Regions from separate parts of the Mus musculus genome. Here region 1 is linked to region 2. The links are chromatin loops, found by intact Hi-C in ENCODE. Cell type or tissue: gastrocnemius. All regions are shown on one strand. Links, peaks and the distances in the headings refer to the core of each region. The heading gives the core; the rest is flanking DNA.

Evidence for each region. A loop is a pair of places that touch in the nucleus more often than their neighbours do. Peaks named below come from ENCODE experiments on the same cell type or tissue, not always from the same donor. Only the 100,000 strongest peaks of a DNase experiment are listed, where the experiment ranks them.
Region 1: it touches region 2 in a loop (2.5-fold over the local background); 18 of 42 quality-filtered maps call a loop at or near these places.

The regions. Positions count from the first base shown.
Region 1 is chr13:38,847,290-38,864,505 of GRCm38, reverse strand. It overlaps Gm46392 (a long non-coding RNA gene), which reads right to left and starts at 2,776. Exons shown (of 7, transcript XR_001780837.1): 1 at 2,697-2,776. In gastrocnemius, for the core only: a CTCF peak has its summit at 8,574; no DNase peak of the experiment used is centred there.
Region 2 is chr13:39,019,143-39,034,262 of GRCm38, reverse strand. No RefSeq gene overlaps it. Among named protein-coding and RNA genes, the nearest start is that of 5033403F01Rik, 66 kb to the right of the region's middle. In gastrocnemius, for the core only: no CTCF peak of the experiment used is centred there; a DNase peak (open chromatin) is centred at 7,734.

The DNA.
Region 1 (17,216 bases), core at 3,612-11,611, 170 kb after region 2:
GAATGATGGTGATAGCGATGATGATGATGTTGAAAATATGGACTCAAGACATTGTAAAAACCTCATACAACTTGACTGAGATTGGGTGACTTGCTGGCTTCTGACGTGAGAAATGGCTGTGCTATTAAAACAAGATGTGGCCACTACAGTAACAATAAATCTAGAAGGGGTAGAGAAGTGTGGAGGTTGTTAAATTTGAGATGCTGCCTGATATTCAAGACAGGCAAGCAGTGAGGTGTAAAAGTCTGAGTTTCAAAGGCTCTGGGAAGAAGATGTAAATCCGGATGCCATTACTATCCATGCTGTCTGTAGTGCTGACAGGAGAAAGTTACTGCAGAGTAACTGTAGAATGAGGTGAAGCAGAGATGGGGGCCAGGCTCTGGAAAGGGTAACTCTAGCCATTGAATAGAGAAGAACACTGCAGAGATCAAAGCCATGTCCGGTGACATATGAGGGAAGAAGAAACGAAAATGACCAAAACACCAAAAGCATTCACACAGAGCAATATGGAAAGTCAGAGAGAAGTCCCAAGCATCTAGACTGTTTTCATCAGGCTGGACCCAGCCTTTTCTTATCTCTCTCAGGCACAATGTGTCATCATGTTATCTTAAAATTCAGGCTTCAGAAGACTACAAAATCTAGGGATGGAGGAAATGGTTCAGCCATTAAGAGCACCAACAGTGCTCTTCCAGAGGACTGGAGTTCATTTCCCAGCTCAGAACCATCTGTAACCCCAGCTGTAGGATTAACCCCAGCTGCAGGATTAACCCCAGCTGCAGGGTTCTGGCCTCAAGGAATTGCATTGAGGTCCATACACATAAACACACACACACAGTTGAGAGGAGAGAGAGAGAGAGAGAGAGAGAGAGAGAGAGAGAGAGAGAGAGAGAGAGAATTAGAAATACATGAAGACCACATCCCAATGAAAAGAGAAGATAATCCATGAACTGACCTGGTAGAGAACCTGGGATGTGAGTTGAAAACAGGATCACGAGGAGGCAGACACTTGAAGATAAAAATGTGAAAGAGAAGCAGGCAGAGACATTATGTGCAAACATGTGCAAATGAAAGGCAGGTGATCACAGAAGACAGTGTGTGTAGTGGTCAGACCACCAGAGACTTAAATAATAGCACAGTCATGAGGGGGAGGAAGAGGGAGACAGGGCAACAAAAATCAAGCAGGACCAACTATGTCAAAACAAAATCTCAAACTGGTATCTTTCCTCTGGCAAGCAGAAGTAGAGATGACAGTCTGGGTGGGAGGTTAAAATAGGCCTGTATTTTGCTCATTTGTTGTTATTACTTCATATTGGTATGATGAATGTAAACAATCTCCAGTCAAAGTAATGTCTGAGTGTGAGGCTCCCTAGTCAAGAAAGCAAGCCAGAGGCAGTGGCAGGACAGAGGACATTATACCAACAAAGCAACCAAGAGCTGGTGACAGCAGGAGGCAGCATGCATCACTTGCTGGGTTCCAAGCCAATGCCTGCCGGTCAGCGTCACTCCCTAGGCTTTGACACCTGTGACCCAGGGCCCAGAAGTAGACGTGTGTCTGTTCCTCCACTGGGCACACTTGCCTCTACTGAACTTTTCAAGGCTGCCAGTCTCTCAGTGCCCTTCCTCCCGCATCCAATACAAAGAGAAAGCTGTGTTGTAGAAAGATAACCAAGTATGGTTGTCCCTGTTCTCCACGAGGAGATCCTCAATGGATCTGTATGCACAAATAAGGCTAAACCTTATCTAACCTATTTTTCCTATCCCTCCATATGACATAGGTCACTTTATAGATTAGACATAGTAAGAAATTATTACTAATAATCATTAATGAAAGCTTTCTCTATGCAGCCATGGGGCAGTGTGGACATAGTATCCTGATTGACCCTTAGCAGGATAATGTGAGATTTTTTTTATCATATTACTAAGAATAACAATTTAAATCTTATAATTGTTTATTTCTGGAATTGCCTATTTAATGTCTTTGGATCACCCGTGACCATGGAGAGATGAAAATACAAAATCAAAACTGCATAAACTAGAACAATATGGTAGGCAAAGTTATTTCTAGCTAGCTTCTAGAGCGGCTATTCTCTCTGACAAGGCTAGAGAGCCCAAGAGAAAAGAAGATGAGGAGAAAGAAACCCAGAGGCAGGGCTAAGAACGTGTCAACTTTGAGGGTCCTCGATAGTAGAGTTGGCCATGGGATCCAAGCTTACAAGAACTATGTCAGTCAGAGTTGCCAGTAGACAGTGCATCTTCTGGGGGGAACCTGACAATCACACAGTCGTGAAGCATGACCATGGGGAAGGTTTGAAGACAAAAATAATGAGGGAGATGCCTGCTCCTTAACAGGCTCCATTTGGGGAGTGACAGGAAGAAGTAAATTCTAAGAGGAAGGCCAAGGAGAGGATCGTGGGGCAGAATCCAAGTGGGGGGGGGGGAAGGGGTGTGCATAGGGACATTCAAAACTAAAAAATAAAGATGTAAAAAACCATTAAGGGGAGGCTTTGGATTTAGTGACTAAGATGTTACAGATGAACTTTCATGGTAGCAAGGGCTGAGGTCAGGCAATAAGAGACCACAGGAAATGAGTAGAGACAGAATTTCAAGATTGGTTGTGAAGAAAACAAGGTGGGGTTGAGGAGGTGCCGTTCATTTCAACATGGCATTAACTGTTAAGATGACTATGGATAACTTACTTGTAAGTCATCTTTGGGAAGAAAGATACGACACACTGTTGAGAGTAGAATGATGAAGCAGACCAACACTTGAGTACCTTAGCCACCAAAATGTTTCAGCACATGAATCCAGGCCGTGCTGGCTGCCATGGCAACCGTCTTGGCCAAGAATCTGTTCTGCCACCAAATAAGCTCGCTTTTCAAAAGGTTAGTTTTGTTTACTGCTAGGAGTAGCTCCAAACTGGAGAGACTACCTGGGTGGGAGAGGGTCTTGGAGGTACACCAGAAACAGGTCCCCACTACAGCTAGTGTGTGTGCGCGCGCACTGGTCCTAAATGGTTAGCTTCTCCAAACTGACCAGAGCAAAATAGAAACTGCCAAAGTCAAAGCTGGATGACCCTTCATAAAAAAATGAAAAGTCATTGCTACAAGCCTCTTTCTCTTCTGACCATGTCTGCTAATTCTAAATATCAATGAAAGTTATCAGACTCCACAAGTGGAGGTCTCTGTCCTCTTAGTAAATCAGAATGTAAACTTGTTAAGTTTGGTAGTAGTTTCCCAAGTGGGACGATCCCCTCTGCCCTAACTAAAGACAAAGGAATGAAAGCATGTTTCAGCCTAGAGAGACAGCCGAAGAGGTTATCGACATCACTGATTTCCATTTGTGATTACTAAAATACAGACCCATGACCACTAATTCATCAACATCATCAAGTTTTTAAATTGCTTTTTACATTTTTTTTTTTTTACAATTTCATACTCATATACAAAGTCATGTGTAGTGACATTCTGGAATTTTGGTTTCTTAAAAATTCACAGAAATATTTTTTTTTTGTTTTTTTGAGACAGGGTTTCTCTGTATAGCCCTGGCTGTCCTGGAGCTCACTTTGTAGACCAGGCTGGCCTCAAACTCAGAAATCCACCTGCCTCTGCCTCCCGAGTGCTGGGATTAAAGGCATGCGCCACCACGCCCGGCTTCACCGAAATATTTTAAGAGAGTGCTTTGATTTTAGTCCCAAGTATGGGGATGTGGGGCTCCTTTGGACTGTCTACAGCAGCTGACTATGATTTGCCTCATGCTCTAGCAGAGGCGTGGTTTTGCCAGCTGCAGATAGTTTCTGTGATTGTGTGATATTTGGAATTTTGGGAATTTTGGGAATTTTGATGAGGGTATATAGATGTTATAAAAATTTTAGGGCACCGAGTAGAGGGGTTGATGGTTGGTGGTCGTTCAGGGGGGGGTTGTTTGCAGTTTGTTAGTAGTCATGCTCAAAGAAGAAACAAAAGGAAGGAAAGAAATTAGATTCATGATCTCCGTCTCCCTCTCCCTCAACCTCTCCCTCAACCTCTCCCTCTCCCTCTCTGTCTCCTTCTTCCTCCCCACTCTGTTTCCCTCTCCCTCCCTCCCTCCCTGCCTGCATGACTGCTATCCGTGAAACAAGATGTAAGGTCTCAGTTACTGCCCATGCACCATCCCTGCTATCCTGCCACCACACTTCCCACCATGATAATCATGGATTAAACCTCTTAAACTGTAAGCAAGCCCCCAATCAAATGCTTTATTTTATAGGCCTTTCCTTAGGCATGGTGCCTTTGCACACCAACAGAATGGTAACTAAGATACTCACCAATGTTTAGAGGAGAGAAGCAACTGCCAGCTATAGTTTGGATATTATTTGTCCCACAAAGATCATGTGCCCAAAGGTGGACTGCAGTATGGTAATGCTGAAATGGAGAGATATAGTGGTGAGAGATAATTAAATCATGAATGTACTAACCTGTCTTAACTAGTTGGCGATATTCACAGGAATGATGGAGTCCTCATTGAGCCGCTTGTTACAGACTGAGGTAGTCTCACCTGTTTCTTCTCTTCTCACATGGATGTTTCTCTTTATATTTCTCCACCAATGAGCCCTTACCAGGATCCTGTTACCATGCTGTGGTGATTTGAACAGGTTTGGCCTCCATAGATTCATGTGTTTCAGTTCTTGGCCATAAGAAGTAGCACTATTAGGAGGTGTGGCCTTATTGGAGGAGGTGCAGCTTTGTCAGAGGAAGTGTGTCAGTGTGTCAGTGTGTTTGTAGCTGGGCCTTGAGAACTCCTACGCTCACCTCTGCCCATGTGGAAGATTATCTCCTCCTGGATGCCTGCAGGAAATGGTACCCCTGGCTGCGTGAGGAAAAGAGGCTTCTCCTGGCTGCCTAAGGAAGAAAGTCCCTTTCTACTGCCTGAGGACCAAGATGGAGAACTCTCAGCTCCTCCAGCACCGTGTCTACCTGAATGTTGCCATGCTTCCTGCCATGATGATAATGGACTGAACCTCTGATACTGTAAGCCAGCCCCAAATAAATGTTGTCCCTTGTAAGAGTGGCCTTGGTCATAGTGTCTCTTCATGGCAACGAAACCCTAGCTAAGACAGAAGCTGTCGAGATGCTCTGTGATGGATAGTTTTATGTCAGCTTGACACAAGAAAGAGTCATTTGGAAGAGGAATTCTCAGCTGAGTAAACACCTCCATATGATTTGCCTGTGGGCAAGCTATGGGGTGGGGCATTTTCTTCCTTAGCAATTGATGTTAGTGGGCCCAGCTCACTGCAGGCATTGCCACCTCGGAGGGAGGTCCTGGGTAGTATAAGAAGAAGGCTGAGTAAGCCATGAGGATTAAGTCAGTACAGAGTTTCTCCAGGCCCTCTGTGTCAGTTCCTGCCTCTGGGTTCTTACCCAGAGTCCTTTGCCTTGGCTTCTCTCAATGGACTGTGCCCCGAGAGTGGTAAAATAGAACAAACCGTTTTCTCCTCAAGTTGCTTTTGGTCGTGGTGTTTTATTACAGTGATAGAAACCTTAACTAAGATATTTTCCATCAACCAGAGTCATGCATCCCATAAATCATTTTTAAAGCTTAGGTATTGTCTTAGTCAGGGTTTCTATTCAATTGACCCCTTGTCAACTTGACACACAAACACATCACTAGTAAGCCTCAACCCTTAAGTTCTTATTCATCCCCAAGATCTAAATAACTTTAAAAGTCCCACAGTCTTTACATATTAAAAGTCCAATCACTTTAAAATATCCAATATCTTTTAAAATCTTTCAAAGTCTCTTAACTGGGGACTCCAATAAAATACCTTCTTCCTTCAAGAGGAAAAAATATCAGGGCACAGTCACAATAAAAAGCAAAAAAATCAATCTCCAACCATCCAATGTCTGGGATCCAACTCACAATCTTCTGGTCTCCTCCAAGGGCTTGGGTCACTTCTCCAGCCATGCCCTTTGTAGCACACACATTGCCCTCTAGGCTCCAGATGCCTGTACTCCATTGCTGCTGTCTTCCACTATAACTAGGCTTCAACACTACCCTCTCATAGGCTCTCTTCATGGTGCCAAGCCTCATCTCCTTTGCATGACCCCTTCAGTTCTGGGCCATCAATTGCAACCTTCACCAATGGCCTTCCATGGCCTCTCACAGTGCTTCTGTGACCTCAGCTGCTCTGCATGACCCCTTTACGCCTTCAAAACCAGTACCACCTAGGTAACTCTTACACATTACCAAGTCCAGCCACAGCACAAGGTACAACCTTGGCTATCTCTAGAACACAGCCTCTGTGCTCTCAGAAAACACTTCCCAGAAGATGTCACCTCAATGATGCTGGTCTCTTCTTAATCACCGCTAATTTCTTAGCTCCAGCTAACTAGCATCAATAGTCCCAGTAAGGAAAAGTTTTCACTTTAGTAGTTCTGGTATCTTGTTAATCACAGCTGATTCTTCAGCCCCAGCTAACCAGAACCACAGAATCTTCACAATCCAAAATAGCAATGGCCCTGAAAAGAGTCTTTAATTTTCCCTCTGAAATTTCACAATACAGTCCTCCATTTTCTGCACTGTTCTCAACATTATCTTCCAAGCTCCTACACAACATCTCACAGAGCTCTTAACACTGAATGGATCTTCTGGCCCAAAGCTCCAAAGTTCTTCCACAGTCCTCCCCAAAACATGGTCAGGTTGTCACAGGAATACCCCACTCCTGGTACCAATTTGTCTTAGTCTGGGTTTCTATTCCTGCACAAACATCATGACCAAGAAGCAAGTTGGGGAGGAAAAGGTTTATTCAGCTTACATTTCCACATTGCTGTTCATCACTGAAAAAAGTCAGGACTGGAACTCAAGCAGGTCAAGAAGCAGAAGTTGATGCAGAGGCCATGGAGGGATGTTCTTTACTGGCTTGCTTCCTTCCCCTTGCTTGCTTAGCCTGCTCTCTTATAGAACCCAAGACTACCAGCCCAGAGTTGACACCACCCACAAGGGGACCTCCCCGCTTGATACTAATTGAGAAAATGCCTTACACCTGGATCTCGTGGAGGCACTTCCCCAACTGAAGCTCTTTTCTCTGTGATAACTCCAGCCTGTGTCAAGTTGACACACAAAACCAGCCAGTACAGGTATTTTTCTATAATGACATTTTCAAAGACTACTAATTTAGTGAGTAGTATTGACACTGGCTGCTTAAATAGTAGAAGAACATTATTGTATAGTAGGCAAAATCCCAATCTACACAACACAAAAGATGCCATATGTCATGAGCAATTAAAATGGTTAACCTGGAACTAATAGTTCCAGTACCAGAGAAAAGACAAGAGATTGGTACATGCTGTAACATCCTCTAAAAGGTGCCATTGATATCTGCTGCCTCATACAATACATGGTGCCAACCTAGCGGGCTTGGTGTCTGGTCCTGGCACAGCACTCACTACGAAAAGTAATATTTTAAGTATCTCTGAAAGAATCCTCAATCTTCGTTAGTAATCTGAATGATTTCTAAATCGACAATTTTCTAAATATCTAAATGTGTACAATTTTCGTCTTTGTTTATATTCAGAAATGTATCCCCTAATCTCTCTTTAGATCTTCTGGTTCCATAGTTCCCTAAACCAGAACTTCTTAAACTTTTTCACTCATGACCTCTTTCTTTCTCAAGAAATTTGTATATTTCCTCAAGGTACACAGGTATGCAAAATAGATACATAATTGAAGGTTTACAGTTAATAAATCATAAAGGAATTGATTTTAAAACAGTTCTTTCATATGCTTACCACTTTGCTATTAACTAAAGGTGGAAGTAAATTTACACATTTGCACACTGAGGTGGGGGTGCTAATGAGCTACTTTAGTATAAGGCGCTAAGTCCACATTCTGTTTTCTGTAATGGAACCATTAGGTTTCTGTAGGTTGAGAACATATGTATGTATGCCAAAACCACTGCAGTCCCCCAGGCAACAACGGCGACCATCAGCCTTTGAGTCTCAGGGAGCATCTCTTGGTGTCACCGAGCACAGTGGTCTACATATGCGAAGTTTGTATGCTGTGTTTTCAGGAGTACCACGGTAGTAAAGTCCCACAATGCAACTCGGCAAGCAGTGCCAGAAACATCTCAGGGCCGTTGTGTGTTTGATAATAAAGTCCATTTGGGGTTGGTGTGCATGCAGATACCTTTTACTGTTTCCATTTTTCAACTCCCATAGTCAGTTGTGCTATCCATGTCGGGCTCACAACCCACAGCTTACACGGTTTTACCCCAGATAATCACTGACACACCTTGGGTCCCATATAGACCATTAGATGACATTAAAATACTTGAAAGATATGGAAGAGATGAGAATTTGCCATGGCGTCCTCTTAAGTGGGACCAGGTGATGGTTTTCATTTAAGAGTGCAGCACCAGGCCCAGGGGGCATTTTAAAGACTGACAAGGACAAGGGGTGCTTCACTGTGAACAGTTCCTTTTTTTTTTTTTTTTTTTTTTTTTAAATCGTGATTTCTCCATTTGTACAAAACCAAAGCAACACAAAAAGCCAGATTTGGTGAAAACCTCAGACTGGCCTACAGATTGAGCCCTTCTGTCAGGGAAGGGAGACATCTACTGGTAGGCAAAAATATTTTGGACGATCATTTAAATCTATAAATTTAAATGAGCATACATGTACTATGTATGTACTATTATATATATAATATTTATATATAATGTTATATGTATGGGTGCACTCGCATATCCACACATAACAGACATGCTAATGACACAAAGCAAACACTCAGCCGGAAGCATTTTATGGACATTAAAAAGATACAATTTATAACTTGGGGAGGTGGGGCAGATGTGATCTTTCATTCCTGTATTCCAGCAATGGGAAGGCAGAGGCATGAGCATCTCTGGTTCAAGGCCAGCTTGAACTACATAATGAGATCCCATCAATCTAATTATGTCTTAAGTCTACTTAGTAACACAGGTTCTGAAGCAGAAACGTATAAAGAAATTATATGGGTAAGCATAACTGGTAAATTTGGCACAGAGAGCAAACTCAGAAATCTGTGCTACAGGTAAAGTAATTATATACAGCATATCACACTAAAATAAATTTCAGTTTTGTAAATTGTGATTTTTTTTAATGGAATTAGTTTTACTCAAAAAGAGTGAAAATGTATTTTTGTTGCTGTTTGCTGGTAGCCTGGTTTAGACTTAGTCCTGTATAAATGTCCTTTAGGTCTCGGTCTATTTAGAGATTACCTCCAGTTTGTATTTGGTACCTCATTTATGGCAGTTGCTGTGTACTTGGACCACTTTCTTCCTACGGTGGCATTGAAGCACACATCCCACATTTACATGTGCTGAGCCATCTGTGAGGCAGGAAGATGCTTTCTCCACAACACACCCAGGCCCCACACCTTCTTGCTCTATCTTTCTCTTTTCTAAAAATGAGAGGAACAGAAAAAAAAAAATCCTTTCTCCAATCAGCAGTAATCTCTCCAAAGGTCTTTTAATTTCAAAAGTCATAAGTGTTAATTAGCTATTATTAAGTGCCCTCTGTATAAATTAACATGATTGATGAAAAAATTAAGGCTAATGAAAAGTGTGGCAATGCATGTATTTTTAAGAGACTATATTAAAAGATGGTGGTCCCTCTGGACAGACACGAAGGCCCTCTGTTCTGTTTCCTGACTTTATTATTATCTCCAGATATCTTTTCCCCCACTACTCTTTTTTTGTAGTGCTAAAAAAAATTCTTGAATCTTTGACACTGACTTTAATTCAGTAAGTTTACAATTTCTTTTAGAAACAAGGGACCCTGAATTTCATACTTTTATTTAATAATCTCTTGTGGGATAAAAGAAAGTACCTAATTTTTAACATTTCAAGTGGACGTGAAAGGTCTTCTCGATTTAGAAGGGCACGTGTACCATTTCTCTCTAGAGTGGAAGCTGGGAAGAGGAGATGCCTTAGCCTGCTAGGCACCTGCTGGGGAGCAAGTGGGACCCCGAGGCAGAGAAGCCGCTGTCTTCCCTCACACTGCTTTCTTACCTCACTCTGGTGAGCATTTGGGACATAGTTCAAAATTAACAAAAGTTTTCCACAAAAATTAAGACAGAACTTATAAACCCATACCTCCCATTTCAAAGTTAAACACTGCAAATTCGGAACTGACAATTAGTAGGCGTTAGATGTTTGGCTTTCTTATGTAAGATTCTCACAGTCATCCCAAATTAAGGATTTTAGTTTGTGGCAAATAAAAAGGTATTTTTGACTGCGCACAAGGTAATATTGATAAGTTTCAAGACTGAAAGGCATTTGAGAGTCGTGAAACAAAATCTCCAAAATCTAGAGAGGATAATAAATCATCATGGTCAAACTAAGGATAAAGATCTTTTCATATGAGACGGGAAGCAGATTTTCATTTGCTATGGGTAATTGAAAAGGAAGACATGGTGTATAGTCATATTTTTTTTAATTTTTAAAATATCTGTCACATATTATGCAGTATAAAATCTTACTTGGAGAAAATAATTTTAATTAAAAGAAAATGAAGCCGGGCGTGGTGGCACACGCCTTTTATCCCAGCACTTGGGAGGCAGAGGCAGGCAGATTTCTGAGTTCGAGGCCAGCCTGGTCTACAAAGTGAGTTCCAGGACAGCCAGGGCTATACAGAGAAATCCTGTTAAAAAGAAGAAGAAGAAGAAGAAGAAGAAGAAGAAGAAGAAGAAGAAGAAGAAGAAGAAGAAGAAGAAGAAGAAGAAGAAGAAGAAGAAGAAGAAGAGGAAAGAAAGAAGAAAGAAAATGAAGTCTGGTGTGGTGGTCTATGCTTCTAATCTCAGCACTTGGGAAGCAGAGGCATTTGAAGCAGGAAGTGTTCAAGATTAGCCTGGACTACAGAGTGAGACCCTGTGAGAAAGGGCGAGAGGAAGGAGGGATGGAGGGATGAGGGGCAGAGGAAGAAGGGAGGAAGGAAATGAGGAAGGAGGGAGGAAAGGAGAAGGGAAAGAGGGAGAGAAGGAAAGAGGAAGGGAGGGAGGAAGGAAAGAGGGAGGGAGGGAGGGAGGGAGGGAGGGAGGGAGGGAGGGAGGGAGAAAGGAAGAAGGGAGGAAGGAAATGAGAAAGGAGGGAGGAAAGGAGAAGGGAAAGAGGGAGGGAGGAAAGAGGGAGGGAGGAAAGAGGGAGGGAGGGAGGGAGGGAGGGAGGGAGGGAGGGAGGGAGGGAGGGAGGGGAGTGCCTGCTATTTGGATGAACACTTACCTTGACCATGGTTTAGAAACCAGCCATTGGGACTAGCCCCTCTCCATTCTGTCCCTCCCATTTTACGTTTCTTCGTTTCTTCGGGGCTCAGTACTTAGTGAACACCTTCACTCCGGGTTAGGGTGTGCCCTAACAGACATACAGGGGAAGACTGCTGCAGATGCTGTGGAGGAGGCCATGTTAATTAGCTCCCTGCCTCTTCAGTAGGAGGACATGCCACCGCGGAGAGCCCCACTTCCAGGCTGAGCTGCGTTAGCACAGCGCTGTCTCCCCAGGACAAGGGTGGAGAGGAAGCAGGGTGGTAGAAGGCAAAACGGACACTGAGTCATCATCTCAGTTCTTGGCTGGGCCATTATTTATATAGCAGCATGGACATTTAATGTTGGGAGGGTTTGGTGGTCTGTGTCTGCATCTTCTAACTAAATGAGGGCAAGAAGCCCCCACTTTAATCAAGAAGCTGAAAAAAAAACACTAAACTTGATGAGGTTTGGGAAACAAATTTAGTCCTACTTCTGCCTTTGCATGACTCACAGTCTGTAGACCTGCAATTGTGCCTTATTTTGAGAAACAATAAAGCTAAGTAGATTCTGAAAGTTCTTGCCTGCACAGAAAGATCTTCCAGAGAAAGACAGTATGGGGCCTGCTTCTGTTTTTTTAAAGGGATAGATCTACACTGTGGTTCTACATTTGAATCCAAAGAAATGCTTTCTGTCTTCTAATCATTTTCTTTAACATTTACCCACAGGGGATCATAATTAAGTCATCAGTGACAATGTCACTTCACTGCTATTGGAGAGGTGGAAAAAGGCTTCCAAAGCAGGAAGATGTGTTTTTGCAAAGTTTCTATTCAGTAGGGTTTAAAACACAACCTAGAAAAGGGGCACGCACCCACACACATATATGTATGTGTATACATATATATATATACATATATGTATGTGTATACATATATATACATATATATATATGTGTATACATATATATATATGTGTGTGTGTGTGTGTGTGTGTGTGTGTGTGTGTGTGTGTGTGTGTGTGCGTGTACCTCTGTGGTGAAAGCATATGTCACCAAGATATCAACTAAGCAAAGAAAGTGTCATAGTTGAACAGAGCCCAGATGCAAAGAAGTAGTGTTGACTTCTTTTCAGAGTTAACAGTGCTTAACTGTGGCTGGTATGGTTCATGCTTCCTGTCCATGAGTGTGCAACCACAAATGGAAAACTCTCATGAAGAGAGGTCGCATCTGTCCAAAACATGTTCAGACATCTCTCTTGTCAGTCTTCCCTCAGCAATACAGCATGACAGCTGTTGACGAAGAGCGGATGCTGTGAGAGATAAGTCACGGAAGGGCGATCTACATCATGCAGGGCGATATGCAAATGCTGCTTCGTTTTACAGGAGGGACTTGTACAGCCTCAGAATTTGGTACTGCAAGAGCCTTGGGACAGGGTCCTGTAGGATACTGAGAAGACCAAGTGCTTTGCAGAGGGTTGTATGAGAAGGAGCGCCTTGGAAGAGTAAATTTACTATTACATTTCCCCATACATTGACACGTTCTCTGATCAGCCTAAGGGCTCCATCTAGTGAGGATGAGATGGCAGTTGAGTATGTTTAAGAATGCTGTGGACTGTCCTCCTCCCGTGGTCCTCCAGAGGCATTAGCATCCCTGGATCCTGTGAGAGATGGGATTAGTCAGGTCTCCACCCAGCACACGAACTCAGGAGCATTGGGAGTGAAGCCTGCCTGTGCTCTGTGCTAATGGGCCCTTCCTTTGAGTTTGATTTGAGTAGCTACACAGATGAGAGACTCCCACTGCTCCTTGCAACTACAGTCTATTGGGATGAGGGGTGGGGGAATGGTCTGAAAAGCTGGCACATTGAAAAAGGAAGAATTTTCTAAATTCTTCTAGCTCTTGTGTCACATGAAGACTACCCAAGGAAATAAAGCATGAGTACCTTTACGTAGAGGACACAGGAGCAAACCCTACTCACTACCCATGAAGAAGGTAGAAAAGAAAATCTGATAGAAAAGAAGAGAGGCTCCAGGGAAGCCAGAAGAGAGGGACACCAAGCGCTGACCCTGCTATAGGAGCTACCTTGCTAAGCAAATATATGATAGAGAGATGTGGAAGACTACACTGTGGAGAGACAGGAGAGGAGAAGATGAACAGCTCATATACTGTAGTGCGAGGAAGAACTGAAGATGTGATAGTGGTGAGGAGCAGGTGGATATGAGGAGCCTGCACAACCACCTGGAGCCAGGGTGATGTCCAGGCCTGAGGGCATCCAAGGGCCGTATCTGAGTCTGTGACCCTACCACAGCAGGAGTCCCTGCTGATATCTGTGCTACTGAAGGCTGTCTGGATGTCTGTGGTCTGGACTGGTGCCTGAGACCATGTGGATGGCTGAGGGCTGTACTGCCTGCCACCAGGGGACATACTGATCTGAATGGCCTGTGTTGTCACCTGAGGCTATGGTGACATCTGGACCCATGATGCCAGGCCTGGGGTTTGGGGGAGGGGGGAAGTCTCAGTCAGTAGTTCTGTTGCAGCCAGGATCTGTGGTGATGTCCAAGACCCATGTTACCACCCAAGGCCATGCAGACATTGCTGGGCTGGGCTGGGCTGCTTTCTGAGGCCATGTTAAGTCTGAGCAATGTGGCTGAGCTAACTGTGCCACTCACCTGGGCAGCCCAGTAGAGCTGGCCCTATGGGCTTGAGAGCAGGAGAGCCGGCTCTACCCCTCATCAGCTATAGCATCTGCACCCTACCTGGGCAAAGAAGAACTGTACCTGATGGGCTGTGCACAAGAGACCTGGTAGACTGACCTGGTAGCTTCCACCCAGGCCCAGATCCAGGGCTCTGAGTTAGCCCATCCCCATATCTACCCCCATCTAAGAACTGTTGAAAGCCATGAAGGGGTCAATCCTGCAGATCCAAAGTGCCAGAATCTCCATGACACAGGGCTACAGCATGATATTCAAAAGGACTCTGATGAGGATTCAGTATTAACACTGCAGCAGAACAGAGGTCTTGAACCAGACCAGTGATTCATGCAATGAGTATTTGCAGGTAAATCTATTTGTGCAAAAGGGTATATGTACTGTGTGACACACTGTGACACATTGCAGCTTCCACAGTGAGATGTGGTTCTGTTATTTGTTTATATTTTTCACTTTTATTTTCTTTTGGAGGGGAAGTGACAAGGGCAGGGGGAAGATATAAAGAGACAGGAAAATGAGTGGGATTGCAGTGCATGGTGGGAAATTCACAAAGAACAGAGGTGGGGAAGACGATCGCATCCCTGTATCATTACGCCATCCTTCTATAGACACTTGCCGGGGGCTAATGGCCGAATGTCCTCACTTTGCTAAGCCTTGCTTGCCAACCATATGAAGACCAGAACTTGAGGGATAAGAACAGAGGGGCTAGTTTGAACTTCCTGGCTACTCTGATTTCTAAGGGTATTTATACAGAATTGAGGACCCAAGCACCTTCCATGAGGCCTATTGCAACAGACATCAGGATGGTGCCAGAGGTGAGAGTGCAGGACAGCTGGTGTTCAACTCTCCGACTTTCAGCAACTTCAAGGCAAGCTGAATCCTGAGAAGATCAAAGGTCCTGACCTTAGACCTGGACAAGAGGCACGTGACCTTCAACCCAGCTTTTAGTCAACACGGCATGTCACAAAGGCCTAGGAAGACAGCATTTGTTAAAGAGAGAATGGAAGCTAAATATTAAATATTCAGAATGTAAGCACAGAAACCCACTGTTAAAGAGATACATAATTTAAAAAAAAATGTATGGCTGAATGCAGAATATGGGAACAGAAGTCTGGAATATGTGTCTGTACCTAATTCTTCCAGTGACACATATCTAGTATCCAAGCAGGTCATGACTCATATGGACATCTTGTCTTGTGGATTCAGGGTTCGTGGCCCACACAGCAGTGTTCAGGAATGGGTCAAATATCTTGAGTGCTGTGTCCAAGGACTCCAAACAGGATTCCTGCTTTCCTGGTTTTTGATGGGTAGACATGCTGATATTGGAGATGGGCACAACACAGCAAGAGTAGGTGCTGTACCTGGTGCACTGAAACCTTCCTTTGAGCGAGAAGACTGTACAACTGTCCTGCAAGTACTAAGATGATAATATCCATTTTCTTGACTCGTTCCAATGCAGAAACCAGCTTATTATTCACAAGAGATGTGGATGATGCAGGAGTCCTGTTGTGTCATAGCAATGATATTCCTCAGAATGATCAAGATTACAGGCAGTCCTTTCTGGATAGGGCCAAGCAGAGCGGAGAATTTTATAGAATCACATGGTAGTTTTGATCTTACAGCCACTTTAAAGAGAACAATTTCAAGTAAATCAACATATGACAGGGGAAAAAATGTTTGACTAAAGAGTGACTTGTGTTCCTGCAGGAAAATGAAATTCATCTTTGTGGTGTGAACTGGCTTTTACTACAGCTAAAACAAAAGCAAAACCTAATTAATTTTTGGTTTATTTTATTCTTTAAGATTTTTTTTAATTTTAGGAAAATATCAAAATTTGAAAAAACTATAGATAACGTATGCCCGATTTGTGACAATGAAGTAAAAACAATAAGAAAAATGAAATGAGGAAATGGAGGATGTGATGGTTTGTATATGCTCGGCCTAGAGAGTGGCACTGTTAGGAGGTGTGGCCTTGTTGGAGTAGGTGTGGCCTTGTTGGAATAGGTGTGGCTCTGTTGGAGTAGATGTGGCCCAGTTGGAGTAGGTGTGACCCTGCTGGAGTAGGTGTGTCACTGTGGGTGCTGGCTTTAAGACCCTCATCCTAGCTGCCTGGAAGCCAGTATTCTCCTAACAGCCTTCAGATGAAGATGTAGAACTCTCAGCTCCTCCTGCACCATGCCTGCCTGGATGCTGCTATCCTCCTGCTTTGACCATAATGGACTAAACTCCTCTGAGCCTGTAAGTCAGCCCTAATTAAATATTGTCTTTATAAGAGTTGCCTTTGTCATGGTGGCAGTTCACAGCAGGAAAGCTCTAAGACAGAAGTATTTGCTTAATTGTGAAGACACACAGAAGTAATCAACAGAAAGTAAGGTGGTGTCTCCACTACAGAGAGACCCGACGCTGGAGAGCCATTTATGGTTGCTTACATTTTAAAAAAATATAATAACCAAGAGCTGAAAATTTAAAAGAAGAAGCATTTAACATAAAATGATGGTAACCATGGGTAATGTGTGGGGTAATACTGATCATGACAATGAGTGTGCTGGAATATTCCTAACTAATAGTTTTATAATGCACTAATTATGAATGTGTACATATGTTTGGACATATTTTACAAGCAATGCTTTATATTTTTACTGGCAATTGTAATGGCTACTTTATTCACAAAGCAAGTATTGCCCCAGTGAAACAAAGAAGAAATAGGGAAAAGCCGCATAGCAGTGGTTCTCAGCTACTCTTATGCTGTGACCCTTTAATACAGTTCCTCATGTTGTGCTGACCCCAACCATAACATGGCTTCATTGCTACTTCATAGCTGTAATTTTGCTACTGTTGTGAATAGTAATGTAAATATCTGATATACAGGATGTCTGGTATGTAACCCTTAAAGGGGGCATGACCTCCAGATTGAGAATCGCTGCTATAGAGATCCAAGAAAGTTTTGCACTTGATTATACTGTGCACAGAACCAAGCATGAAGACCTGGGATTTGGCAACACTGTTTCATTCTATTGTAATGAAAGAAAGAAAAATTAATGTAATAAACATGCAACTATGTGTTGAATTGTGAGTTAATTTTATTAGCCATACAAATGCCACTATCCCATCTACAAAACACCCAGACACATACAATTACAAATAAACTTGTCTATATATTTTGTGAACTTCCTAACACTTAAAGCCATGATTATAAGCATATTTTCAGTTTTATCACACTTGACAAGTTAAAAAAAAAAAGGACAAGACATATTATCAAAGTT
Region 2 (15,120 bases), core at 4,549-12,548:
CTTTTCAACACCAAACAGGAAAGTCAACCTGCCAAATTTACTTTAAAACATGGAACTAATTTCCCACCACAGTCTCCTTGCCAAAATAATTTCATCCAATGCTGAAGATTATTAAGTCGAATGCCCTCCTAGACATTGAAAATTAGGTGCTGTGTTCCTAATTAAGCATCGAGGTATGATCTGTCCTCAAAGAGGAGAAAAATAGAGTAAGATCAGAAACATGCAGTACATGTGCCAGCTTGATAATAAATTTCTCCTCTGTTGTTTTTAACCTGGCAGAAAGTAATGTTTCCTGAACATAACTTTAATAAAATATTACCAGGTTACTGCAAGCAGCTCCTCTGGATATTTCCTCATGCTAGCCACACTTGGTGTTCCTGAGATAACCACTTGAGTTCACATAGATTTATCTCACCCCATAAAAGCACAATTCATTAAACAGACTAGTCTATTTAAACTAAGGCAATTTTATCACAGTCAATTCAATTATTTAACAGTGCTTTTTTAACTCACTACTTAAAGCTTTCTTTTTGACAAGTATCCCTTTAAATGAATGAGCTGTAATTTAAAGAATGAAAAAAGAGCAGTTCTCCTTACAATATGCTCAACCAGCCTATAGAGAGGTGTTTTGCTCACACACACATACACACACACACACACACACACAAATTCAGTTTAATTTGAAAGTTGAAGTGTATCTCAAGTAATTGAGGCCACCAAGGTTATTTCTAAAAGCAATTAAAAGTTGTAATGAATTAAAATAAATAAAATATGAAATAAAATAAAAATGAAATAAGACAAAGGAACTTTCATGTGCTAATTGTGTGTTCATTTGTCCAAATATACATGCAACAGGGTGATTTCTGAATAATTTGCTCCAAAAATAGCATAACCCAAAATATTCAGAATAAATATTTTATCACATAAAATGAAAATCTGGTTGGCAACTGTGTAAGGGAATAGTATAAAAAGTTTAATCATTGCCTAGCCAGGTGCCAATCAGAGTAAATTAAGACAGATTGGTGAAGTTTTTTGGTTTTGGGGGTTTTTTGAAGATTTTTCCCATCAGATATATTGTCTCAAATTATGAGAATTTAAAAATTGCATAAGGTTTTAATTTTTGAAAGTCTGAACTGATGGATCACTATAAGGAAATAATGTTTTCTGTACAACAGGGCAGTTGTACATAGGAGCTCACAATGGTTGTGAAAACAGATCCAAACCCTATGTAAACTCAAGCTAAACAAAATCCAAGCATGGAGATGGGAGGTGAGCATGAAATTTCACGCCCAGCTAAAGAACTATTGGCAACTATAGCTGTTAGAAAAGGGACAGCTGGTTTGCTTTGGACTATAGCCCCTGGTAGGTCAACCATGGTTTGTTAGATATCCACATACCCATGAATGTATGCATGGCACAAATTGAAGTTGAGTTAAAAAACAAAACAAAACAAAACAAAAAAAGGACACAAAGGACACAAAAATAAGGGTAGGTAAGGAGATGGGTCAGGGAGAAGATGGGGGAAGTAAAGTGGATATGGTCAAACTACATTGTGCAAAGTTCTCCAAGAACTAATTTTAAAAATGAGAACGATTATGTTAGATTCTCAATTTTAACTGCACAGTAAATGAATCAGGCTGTGAATGATTTAAAGAAAGAAAGAAAGTAGTTAGGTGGGTTTAGGTCACAGAGCATCCCCATGGCAGTGACTTTGGCTTTCCACTGGAAGAACTCTAAGTAAACATGGCTGGCTTGTGCTGAGTAGCATCCATTGGTCAGAAAGGTCAGAGTGATCAGCAGGCTGGTTTCCATGGTGATGTGTGAAGTGAAGCTAATGACTTCTGTATTGCCATTCCATGGAAGTACTCCGACATTGCGGCAGAATCAGCTCCTGTAGCAGGAATGCTGCCTGCCACTTATTTTTCCACGCTTCAGCTTTCATTTTTCTTTCTTTTCCTTATTAAGAGATAACTGTAGACAATTCTCATTTTTCTATTATAATCACTCGCCATACTTTACCAAACAACCCATAGGAACAAATGACTTCTCCACCACATATTACAAAATTAATAAATTTTATCAAAAACAATTAAATAATTGTTAAGAAATTAAACTTTTCAATATGTTAGAATCACCTAGAATTTCAATATTGAGTGCTGAAATAAACCAAAATTATTTCTCTCTTTTATATTAAAAAAGTGTTAAATGTAATAACTTCATGTGCCCTCTAGACTTGTTTTACACCATATATAACCCAAAAATGAAATGCATAATTTTCAACAGTATTTCACAGGATATAAGCACCGAATGTAACCAGTCATAGGTCGTAAAACCTAAAAGCCAAGTTGGACACAATCCTGAAAACTCTATTTGGATGCAAATTCATCTGGATTAATTACCTAATTTAATACTGGAAGTGAACGCCAAGCTATACCTGGAGGGAAATAGAGGGAGGTCTAGACAGAAATTTGCAAGAAAAATACTTAAAGTTACATAGTGTTATTTAAAAAAAAAAAACAAAACTTTATTTGTGTTTGTCACCACCCCTCCCCCACCCCCCACCCCCCAGTGTCCCAGCTGAGTCTTCCTAAGCCCTAGACAAGCAATCCAACCCCACATGCATCACCCTGACATCACCCTGACAAAATGGCCACAAAAAATGATCATCCAGTGTGCAGCAAGATCCTGTGTTGGCCAAGTTGGGACAATGGATGAGGTAGTAGACCTGGCTGTCTGAGGATCTGAAGGAGGACCTGGCTTCTAGTCCTGGCTTATCACAGAGTACTGAGGTGCACTTTGTGAGGCATCTCCAAATCCCATTTCTCTGCTATCAATTCTTGCTGTCAGAAGTGAGGTTTCCTAACATTGTTTCCTCCAGTGGCAACTTTGGGCTCAGTGGAAACTTTGATTCCATTTGTTGCCTACCTGCTGTGATATTATCATTCATCAGTTGACACTAACCCCTGCGAGAGTAGAGAGTGGGAAGGTGGTATTCGGAATAAATGTTGTCAAACACACAAAGGTTAGGTATTTTTGCGCATCCAAAGAAGCTGTGCCCCTCGGGATCTCCTCTTGCAACTCTACCCTGACACTGTCCGTCCTGGACAGAAGACTGGGAAGCAGCTTCCGGGAGAGAGTTCTTGCATGGTGTGCAGACAGTTTCCATCCTCAGCACCATGGGGAACTAGAGCATGAGACAAGACTTAATAAGGTCCCCACTTCATGAACTTTCTGGGTCCTGCTGCCCTGTGTGGGTTTTGTTTTCATTATAATGTTCTTTTCCTTGTGGTTTCTTTATTGTTTAATAAGGAGAAAAAATATTTTTAACACAGCTTGTTTCATAGATTTCACCTACAATATTATCACCTATCCAAATAGAGACAGAGACAACTGTATTCAAGAAACTCGTCCTTATTAGAGAAGTCTCGCCTTTCTGTCTTTGAGTACAAGTTTTTCATCTATCTTCCTGCTTGTTTTCATTGTAGGAAAAAATGCCTGTGCCCTTCTCCCCAGCCTTGAGTGGGCTGAATCAGACCTGTTTCTGCCACAGTCAGCTAGCCCACCTAGGGTGGAGTCTTCCGACCTACGTAAAGACTATTATTGTGTGCCACGTCTGCAGCTTCCTGCATGAAGCTACCCACTGAGCAGCTGGCTTGCTTTCTTGATGAAATCCTGACAAAAGTAATGAGAGCCTGGCAAAGTGGGGGATGGGTCTCCCCCCTTTAAATTCAAGACCCTACAATTACAGATTGAGCCTTGATCAGAGAACTTTGTCTTGGCTCGTTATTTCTCTCGCCATTCTTCCCATCCATTCCCAGCTTTCCTTTCAGGAACCCGAAGGAGGATTTAACAATACACCAACTGCAATCTCTCTGTAAAAAGCAGCCAAGGCTAGTCACTCTGAAGATGCTACATACAGTACCCCATCCCAGATACAGTCTAAATCAGAGAGCCGTGCTGCATAAACCAATGAGAAATTCTGCAAGAAGAAATGAATGTATTTTGCTACCTGAATCAGTTACTATTCCTGTTGCCATGTCATAATGCCTAACTAAAGGGGAGAAGTGCTTAAACTGGACAACCATTTGAGGAACACTGCATCATGTCAGGGAAACCGTGTCACAAGAGAGGAAGGCACAGGTGCACAGTCCAGAAGCCAGCAGGTCATGCTACAACAGCAGCCAGAAAGCAGATTGAACCGCAAGAGGGGCGGGGCTATAGAACCTCCAGGTCTTCTCCAGGGACTCGTTTCTTCTGGTAAGGCTTCACTGCCTAAAGGTTCCACAGCCCTCCTCAACAGTGCTACCAGCTAGGGACCAAGTGTCCAAACATGTGATTCTACTTAGGAGAGGGAGGGAGATTTCACATTCAAACATAACATCACCAAATTGCTTTATCATGAAATGAGGACTAACAGGGCTGCCACCTAAGAATATCAAGCTAGGAATCCCAGGTTCTATTGTGCTTCGCTGTCTGACAGTCTTTCTTGGCTTCTGTAGTGTTGAGTAAACTGAAGCACTGTTTAAGCCAAGCAGATTCGCGCAGGTACTTTAACTTGACTATATCTGCATATATTGAATAGGCAGATGAAAACGGAGGCAGGAGTATCCACTTATCAAATAAAAATATACAGTATTTTTTCATTCTTTCTGTACAGCAGTATTTTGACTTGTCATTCATATTTAGGGTTAGCATACTGAATCCATGCGGTAAGTTTTGTTATGGTGCTTTCAGATGTAGAAGTCCTTATACCTTGTTCTTACTCATCCAACTACCCAGTATCCTCCTTTTCTACAAACTCTTTTCGTCCATCGCTTTTATCCTCCTCCTCCTTCTGTAGTCCTTACACTAAGAATCATGCCTTTGACATAGATGAAAACCAAGGAGAGAGGAGCCTCAGCTGCCACACAGATGGCCCCTCAGACATTTATTTTTTAATAAAAAGGCTCATAGGGAAACTGCCATGCTATATATTTGAAATCATTTTCATTTTTTCTCTCTCAAAATGTGCTATTTTATCAAAACAAGAAATTCTTGGTTCTCCAAATACATTAGATATAAATTGTCAAGTATATCCAACAATTATTTAATACCACAAAATAAATAACCAACAAAAGACCTTTAAACCATTTTGATAGGAAACATGCCTTTTTTAAATTTTAAAAAAATAAGTTTGGGGAGTATATTTCATATTAAATCATTGCAGCAATGAATATTGTAATTGAAATTTTAATATTACCTATGCAAATCCTAATGTATAAGAATTCTCAGTGGTGTTTATTATAGATTACAGGATTGTTTTAAATACGTTTAAGTGCCCAGTAGTTCATGCCTTCCATCATGGAAAACTAGCTTTTCAGAATTTCAGAGCCCAGGTTGATATAGGAAACGTTAAATTGTTCCTTACAAAAATCGGTTTGTAAGTGTACATTGGCCATGTACTTTTCAAGAGGAGATTTAACAACACAGCCCTGAAAAGGAATCAAAACTGCACAAGCATCCAGGGAAATGGTCTTGTAATTGTGCAAAGAAAACTGAGTTTGAGGGTGTCAAAGTGGCCATCTGTGGATGAGATTCCCTGAAACCCTTTGGGGAAACTTGAGTTTTCCAAGGTTTTATCTCCTCTAGCAGCTGTCTTTGACATCTCCATCTTTGTAACCCAAGTTATATCCTCCTGAATGTCACCATTGTGCTCCCATGTCTTGCCCACGAATGGAGTCAGTCAGCTCAGTGAACATATTCAAGAATGTGGGACATGCCCTAGACTTACATCTTCCACTCTCAAGTAGAGAGTGGAAGATTTTCATATAAAGTAATTTTAACATAACATTTTTATTTATATGATAATTTCATCTTTGCATACAATTTGTTTTGACCTTATCCCACCATAACTCCTCCCAGATCCCACCCGCATAGCATGAGACATGTCCTTTTCCCAAAGTGTTTTAACTCATTATCTACCTTCAGATCACACTCAGCAAAGACATGTGTGGTTCTCCACTTCATTTCAGACTCTAGTGTCTCAATATTTTCAGTTAGATAAACACCAAAATATTTCCACTGCAAAATAAAAAAAAAAGTGCTATGGAAATTCCCTCAAGTCCCTACGTGTTATTAAGAGAAAGGAAATCCCCGTCAACAGAAGCATAGACTTCTACTGTGTGCAGGGAACCCCGAGCCTTCTCATTCTCTGTAAGCAGAAAAGAGGGGCTCTCCATGCAGCTGTGTTTTTAAACTTTGTTCATCTCTTTCATTCTCTCCCTGAAAAGGCCCAGGACATACTCCAAAATACTCATCCAAAATCATCTAGAATATGATTTTCTATTTTTCCTTAAGAAGTTGTCTTCTATTTGCTTCTTGAGAGTTAACAGAAAGACTATACTTTGTCTCATTTTATTTCTCTGCTGTCTCTTAACAATCTCATTTGAAGTCAGGATTCTGTTGCTTTGATAGGGAATGAAGGCAGTAATATTATAGGACAACCAAACATATTACAATGAAGGACACTCATCTGGATACACAAGTTCTTCTTTATAGAAATTCATCACAAAAATAAATAATGTGCCCTTCTCTAAGTCCACCCTCCTTAGTTTGGCTCAATTTGTTGTCATTGTAGAGAAAATCATACCAGAATATTTTACCGCCTGGTTTGTGAATTAAACAGGAATGAATACCCAGTAGATGCTGTACCTGGTTTGAATTGTTAGTTAGCTTTTCAAAGAGTTATGAACTAGGGTTGGACCTATTTGGAATTGCCAATGCATGACATCTCCCCTTGCCACCATGCTTCCTGTCTGCCATAGTGTGGTCCACTTTATTCCCACTCTACTCTGCCACACCATCCTCACCAGGACGGACTGAAGAGCAGAGCTTAAATAAACAATCTCCCCTCCCCTTTAAGTTATTCTCTTGGGTATTTGGGACCCTGTAACAAAATCTGGCTAAAATCCTCTCTATTAACTCCTGCATGCCCTAGTTTCTGCTGCTCAATCTTCTTGCCTTTGCAATCCACCAAGACCCGCTCTGAGCTTCAGGTCCCACCAACCGAACCTTCAGCCACACAGCATGGCTGAAAAAGCCCAGCATCTGAAGTGAGATTGTGAAATTACGTGAGTGTAACTTGAATGAAGTTTATAATACTAAAAAAGAATTCTAATTGTTATGCAAATTTTCCCATTTGTTAAGTTCCTTAATAGTGGAGGGGAAAAACTTTTAAATATTTTTCAAAGGATGGAAGTAGAGGGAGAGTGTAATTAAGATGGAAATTTTATCTCAAAAATCCTGTGGAGAAATCTGCTGTGCTTATTCTCCTTTTCTGATATAAACAGGATGCTTGAGGCCACTTTACTATCTCTGTATGTAAGCTTTCCTGGTTGTAATGGCTGATGGGAAAGCATGCATATGGTCATTATGGCCTAGGCTTCCTCTGCTCCATCTTCAGGCAGTCTCCTGCACACCATTCCTGAACTTCTTAGTATTTCGCACCGTGATAAAGTGGCCTGGACCAAGCAGTTCATTCTTCAGTCACAGGGTTCTACACGGGACGGCCAAGAGATGAAGAACACTGAAAGCTGTGGCGGAGATGTCTTACACCAAGCCTTGTTGTGTGCCGAGCAAGTATATTTAAGAAGTACGGCATCTTTCATTCTTTTCTCCGGGAAGAAATAGGACAAAGTCAAGAGAAACTATCACACAATGGGATCAAGTTGGCAGGAAGCTAATCCCCCAAGCCTCTGGCCCCAGGCCATAACCAGCTTCACCACACATAAGCTTGGCTTCGGAAAAGGAGCTGTGCTCCTTCTCCGTACATCAGAGCCTAAGGGAGAGCCTTGATTATTTCAGCCCTCAATGAGGGTGGTGTCTTCCTATGCTACTGAGATCACTGTTGCTTGGCAGTTCTTTAATAACAACAAGCTAGGGGGCAGTCGTCAGAAAGACCAAGGCAGGATTTACGGATTGGAACTTTCTGTCCCATGTTACAAGCACTGGGGAGGAGACACGGTCACCAAGAGCCAATGACTTAGTCAAGAATGCCTATGATTGAAGCTTGCATGAATAGCCCAAGTGAACTGTGTGCCAGAGTTTCCAGATCGCTAAACACACAGGAGATTCCTAGAGGATGGAGCTTCTAATAGGGGCACAGGAAGTCTGTAGCTCTGTGTCCCATCCCTGTGTCTCTGGATCCTTGTGTCGAATTTGGCCTTTGTCTGAACTTTTTCTAACATCCTTCATAATAACAAACCTAGAAATTTTTCTCAATTCTGTAAACTAAACCAGCATATTAATATGCCCATGGCTGTAAGGACATAAACTATTCCAAGGATACTATGGAAATTCCAGTTCATAGTTTTATTAGAAGCATGAACCACAGACTTGGGGACAGGCAATCAGGGAAGACCATGCCTTTAATCTATAGGATCTAAGGTAGATTCTTCATAGTGTGAGAATGGATTGGAGCAAGTGTCAGATGGAGAATTTCTCCACTGATGTGGGTGGAGCCCTGCCCTCCCTGGCCTCCCAAACGACTATCACAAATGTGCTGGATGTGTTCATGCTCAAAAAAAGAAAATAATAACTTCTTGACATTTTTGAGTAAATAGTGAGGTGGGGTTTCAATGTGGAGACCAGGCTGGCTCCAGGTCTATGATCCTCCTGCCTCTGTCTGTCAAATGCTGGAGACTAGCACTTTTAATGAAAAAAAAAAAGATACATTTTCATTTCTTTAGTTATGAACCATACATCCATGGTGACAAAAAATGTTTAAATGCTTCCCAACCATCATTACTTTATAAAAAACAAAAAACAAAAAAACTGAACTTTAGGGGTCTGGAAAAGGAGGAGGAGGAGAAGGAGAAAGAAGGAGAAAGAGAAAAGCTACTCTGTTGTTTGAGGATGTAGCTTAGTGGTAGATGACATGTTCTTCTCTCATGTGGGGATCCTGAGTGTTAAAGTCATCTCTCTCTCTCTCTCTCTCTCTCTCTCTCTCTCTCATGCACAACATGCATGAGACAAACATGCACACACACACACACACACACAAAGATGAAAAGGAAAAAATTGTTTTCAGTAAAAGGTTTATGGCTATAATTCTCAAAGAGATGAGTGCCATCTTTATGGTCTACACAATAAGTTCAAAGCTAATTAACAAACAACAAAACAATGTATATATAATATATAGGTTTAAATGCATGTGTGTGTGTGTGTGTGTGTGTGTGTGTGTGTGTCTGATTAATTGTTCTGGTTTGTTTTCTGTTGCTGTGGCAAAACACTGACCAAAGTAACCTGGGGAGGAGAGGGTCTATTTAAGCTTATAGTTCACAGCCCACTGTCAAGAGCAGCCAAGGCAGGAACTTAAGACAGTAGCTTTGCACAGAAACCCCAGGGAAAGGGCTACTCACTAGCCCACTCCCTGGCGCACTCAGCCACCTTTCTTATACAGCTCGGGACTATCTGCCCAGAGGAGGCACCACATGCAGTGAACTGGAGCCTCTCACATCAATCATTAGTCAAAAACATGCCCCACAGTCTTATCTGCAGTTCAATGTGATTAAGGCAGCTCTTTAATTAAGAACTCCCCTTCCCAGGTATGTCAAAGTGACAACTGATGCCAGCTGTGAAATTTTTATAACACATACATTAAATAAACATATATGTCTATGAGTTATGAGATGACGTCAAATACCATGCATGTGCTATATCTTAGATTCTCTCAATGTTCCCTGGCTCATAGATCCGTCCACCTTTTCTATCTGTGTGTTAGTCCAGACTATTTTAAGGAACATCTCTTGACTCCTATCTGTGATATTTTCCTCGGCTGTATTAAATTATCCGCTGACCCATTTGAGGGCATGCCTCACCTGTGGGCACATCTGTGAGGTTCTAGTTCTCCCCTTCTAGTCTTTACTATTTCTCTCTGTCCAAGTTTCATCCTGGCCACCCTTTGGATCTGATCTTGTCAACATCTGTCTCACTTCTGTATCTAATTCTGTTGACACTGACTTCTTCTCCTCCATCCCTGGTTTTGTTTACCTTTAAACCTTTCCTTGAAAAGTAACCTATTATGAATGACTGTCAGTCCACTACTGTGGGAACTTGAATTAACCCAGTCAAGCGCTTAGATGCACTTGATGTGTTTTGACAGGGCTATGATTCTGTTCTTTACACCATAAGTACTAAATTCTCCTAGTAGTTGCCTGCCATTGCCTTGGCTTAGGGACGATTTTGGAATGTAAGAGCCTTTCTTTGTATCTATTCCCTTCATCATTTACTCCCCCTCCCACACAATGCCGTAAAGTAGTTCTTTCTCCACCCTTCAGTGAGTTGCTCACTGGTTGATCACTTCTGTTTGGCGTTCAGTGCCCTCATTGGAAAGTAAACAGAATTGTCTAGATGCCAGAGTCCTAAAGATATGGATTCCTTTTTATAAGGAAACTAAATTGTGATGGTGTCTGTGATTAAGGCACCTAAGGCAGAGACAACCCCTATTCTCCCATGGATTCCCTATAGGTACAGATAGGTGTCAGATTGTGGACAGAGCAGTTTCTGGTCACATCCTTTGAGCATTTACAGTCACCCCTCACTGCTTCTGTCCTGGCTGCTGCTACACAAAAGCCGCTCACCTCAGAGCACATTGGAGTGTATCTGGGTTTCCTCTGCTGTAATCACAGAAGCAGTCTTTTAAACCACAAACACTTGAATCTATTCTTTTTGTGCACCTTGTAATATAGCGCCTTCATTTTCTTCTTCAAATTCCTAAAATATAGCTAGCATTTCAACTTCTCTCCCTCTCCCTCTCCCTCTCCCTCTCCCTCTCCCTCTCCCTCTCCCTCTCCCTCTCCTCCCTCTCCCTCTCCCTCTCCCTCTCCCTCTCCCTCTCCCTCTCCCTCTCCCTCTCCTCCCTCTCCCTCTCCTCCCTCTCCCTCTCCCTCTCCCTCTCCCTCTCCCTCTCCCTCTCCCTCTCCCTCCATCCCCCACCTCTCACACACACACACACACATTTAACTTAAATGTTCAAACGTGAAATCCAAATGCTTTTCGGAGTTGTGATTATTTCTGGAAAGTCTTCAGCCACTGAAATTGTTTTCTCATGAAATTGTTTGCTTATTACGCTTTTCCCCTGCTCCTCACCCCCTGCTTCCTACTTAATTCATGCATGGGGTTGCTAGTTTAAGAGTGCCCTCTCCTGTTACTTTTTTTAAACTATAAATATTTTATAGAAATGTATAGGGAAGAAAAGGTGTTCTTTAGACACACACACACACACACACACACACACACACACACACACACACACAGGCACACACTCATTTACTGCCACATCTTTTAGGAGCACTACTATTCCTGTGTATATCTGATTTCCCCTGAGAGTAATGTTTCTCACAGGTCCCATCTCTGTCCCTTTCAAGACCTTTAGACAATGCAATGAAATACAAAATCCCAGCTGTGTTAAAAATTGTAGCTGGGTGGTGGTGTTGCCCTTTAATCCCAGCACTTGGGAGGCAGAAGCAGGCGAATCTCTATAAGTTCAAGGCCAATCTGGTCTACAGAGCTAGTTCCAGGACAGACAGGGCTACACAAAGAGGCCATCTCGATAGATAGATAGATAGATAGATAGATAGATAGATAGATAGATAGATAGATAGATAGATAGATAGATGTATATTTGTATGCATATATGTGTGTGTGTATATATATATATATTCTTGAACTTTTTCTCCTAAAAGTTATCTTTTTTTTGATGAAATTGTCTCTGTCCATCTACTCTTTTATAAGGAACATTTAAGTCACTTCTACCACTCTTCCACATTTCTGATATCAGACAAGATGTTCTCCAGAATTTTGTTGATTACATTTTTTGGACACTATGGTTATTTTCAATCTAATAATTCTAAAAGTATAACATGGTATGAGGAATGTAATTATATTCCTGGTTTACTATATACCATTGTTTAGGAGGTACATCTGGAGCAAAATAAATTCTGGCCTCTACTGCTCTCATTGTATATTCATAAAATGAAAGCAATGCTTAATGGCTCAGCCTCTCGCTCCAGCTCCTCAGAGAACTGAGACAGGAGGATCACAGATTTCAGGTCTCACCTAGGCATCTGAGCAAGATCATGTTTCAAACACACACACACACACACACACACACACACACAATGGTGGAGAGAGGTAGAGCCAGAGAAATGGCTTAGCGGTTTACTGGCACTTTTTTTCTTTTTTAAAGAACCTGTACCCAGACCCTAGCACCCAGGTGACATGACTCATGGCCACCTGAAACTCCATCTCCAGGAAATCAGACACCCTCGTCTAGTTCCTGTGAGCACTGGAACTCATGTCCACATACCCACACACAGACTTACACACATATACATAATTAAGATAATAGAATAAATATTTTACATAGAAGGGGGCTATAGCTCCATCGAAAGGCACTTATCTGGCAAGCATGGGGTTTCTGTTCAATCCCCAGTGCTTCTGTTAATTAATATTAATTCAGTATTTTACAGCATTAAAACAGAAGGCATTTGTAATAAAAAATAATGATATGAACGGACCTCCAAACACTATGTTGACTTGAAAACAGATAAGTGAAAAAGAGTAAAAAAGCAAGGTCATCATTTGTATAAAATCTTACAACTAAAGTGAATTTATTGTGATATAAATAAGATCAACTGTAGTATAGAAGAGGTGGAAGGGGAGATTTTTCTGTCCATGATTCCAAAGAACTTACTGAAACAGTGGAAACATCCCGTCTTCACCCAGGAACAATCATGTGGTTGAATACGTTTCTTGAAATATATCAACTCTACACTTATAACATACGTGCTTTGTTGCCTATATATTTTATCTCAATTGATTTGATTTTTTTCTAGATAACTCAGTGTGTTAGTTAAATAACAGATCAGGTAATAGGAGGTGGTTCATAAAATTAGGTCAGAAAGATTAAAATATGTACACTATTTTTAGTGTACATAGATTTTTAGAGAATATAAAAATAGTCACTAATATGGATTTAGTAATAAAATAAAGGAATAAAGGAGAGGCAATAGTCAAAGAGATATAATGGAATTTCCAGGACCAAAGGAAGAAATAAAATTTTATATGGAAAATGAAACGGAAATTTGAACAAGCTAATTTATTTTCTTTAGGGGGTTCTCGAAATATAGTGAAATGTAACTTTTCACAGTCTGAGAGGAAATCTAAAACATTGGAAGCCTGTAAGAGAAAGAATGAGGAGTACTAGTTTCATCTGTAAATCTAGGTGCCAGAGAACCTGGAGAAAGGCCAGCATGATTGTAACTACGAAGCAAAATAAATAAAAATAAAAGCAAGGAAAAAAATTAGTCTCTCACTGATAATTGATAAACATTTACATAATGGCAATGAAGGGAAACATCAGAAGATTAATAAAACTGAAGATTGATATTTCAGCCCAGCCTCACGGATGTCATAGGATATGCTTATTTTTTTCTTTCCCTTCAAACTCAAAATTTTTCTTACTTTGAAATCTAAAAGGACCCCGAGAAGCACGACATCCCTTTCCAATAGCAGAGTGGACTGCAGATGACTACACTTCACTTTGTATTTCAAAGTAGCTATTTTGGGGTGGGGGGAAGGTCAACGACCACCACAGCAACAAAAATCAAACAGCTCGCCTTCACCTGGTCACTACCCGTTACATACAATCACTGAGCCGCAGACTGTATCTTAAGGGTCGCTAATCACTTATCACTAATGTATAAGACTATAACTGAAAACAAAATACTAAATATTTGCCTGAAACCTTGAGGAGAGAGTCTGAAGAACCCGGAGTCCGATGCACACAGGTAACAAGGACAGTGCGTAGTGCGCCTGCTCACAAAGGGTCCAATGTGTGACCTGTAAGCTTCCTCCTTCTTCACGCTCCATCAGGTTCCCTGGCTCCTGCACATTGCTGCCTAGATACACAGTGGTCGGCCCCTGCTTATCTCAACTGACACCCAGACGAATCTCTTCTGGAAACATTTTGACAGGCACACGCGGAGAGGACAGTTTTACATCGTTTCTAGGGGTTTCTCACGTTAGTCAAGACAACACCAAAACTAGCTATCAAACTCCACAAAGACTGAGACGACGACGACAATGACGACGACGACGATGATTTCTAATTTTTTCATGCATCGCTGCTTGTCCAACATCTAGGCTAGAGCCTGACTCATCGATAGCATCTAAAGAACTTGTGTGGAGAGAAAAGTGGACAGAAAAGTTCTGGATAAGACACCTGTCTCCACTTTTTTTTTTTTTCTTCCCACTGTCTTCATTTTCTTTCTTTTTTTTTTTTTTGGGGGGGGGGGGTTTACATCGTGTGGATTTTTTATTTGATTCCATTTATCAACCTTTCTTTTTTTTTAAATTAGGTATTTTCTTCATTTACATTTCCAATGCTATCCCAAAAGTCCCCCACCCCCCCCCTGCTCCCCCACCCACCCACTCCCACTTTTTGGCCCTGGTGTTCCCCTGTACTGGGGCATATAAAGTTTGCAAGTCCAATGGGCCTCTCTTTGCAGTGATGGCCGACTAGGCCATCTTTTGATACATATGCAGCTAAAGTCAAGAGCTCCGGGGTACTGGTTAGTTCATATTGTTGTTCCACCTATAGGGTTGCAGTTCCCTATAGCTCCTTGGGTAATTTCTCTAGCTCCTCCATTAGGGGCCGTGTGACCCATCCAATAGCTGACTGTGAGCATCCACTTCTGTGTTTGCTAGCGGCATCCTCCATTCAGCCCCTGAGCTTCATATCGCATCCCATCTACCAGGGATCAACTACAAAAGGCCCTGCCTTCTAATAGTCCAGAATCCAGCAACCATGCCTGAAAGTCATTTCCATACTTGGGTATGAGACGGGGCGCTCTAAGCTGCCTATCCCCCTGGTGATGCGATGCAAAAAGTAAAGGAAGATACTCCTGTGCTTCAGAAGGAACTTCCTGTAACAGGGAAGGATGCGAGCCGGGATAGAAGGGAGTGTATGATGGCGGCTACACCTCTCTTTCTTTGGGCAAGGCTATGAATCCTCAGAGTAAACAGTCTGGAGACAGCCCTCTGCTAGGCTGATAGATAAATTTCCTAAATCAATCACAA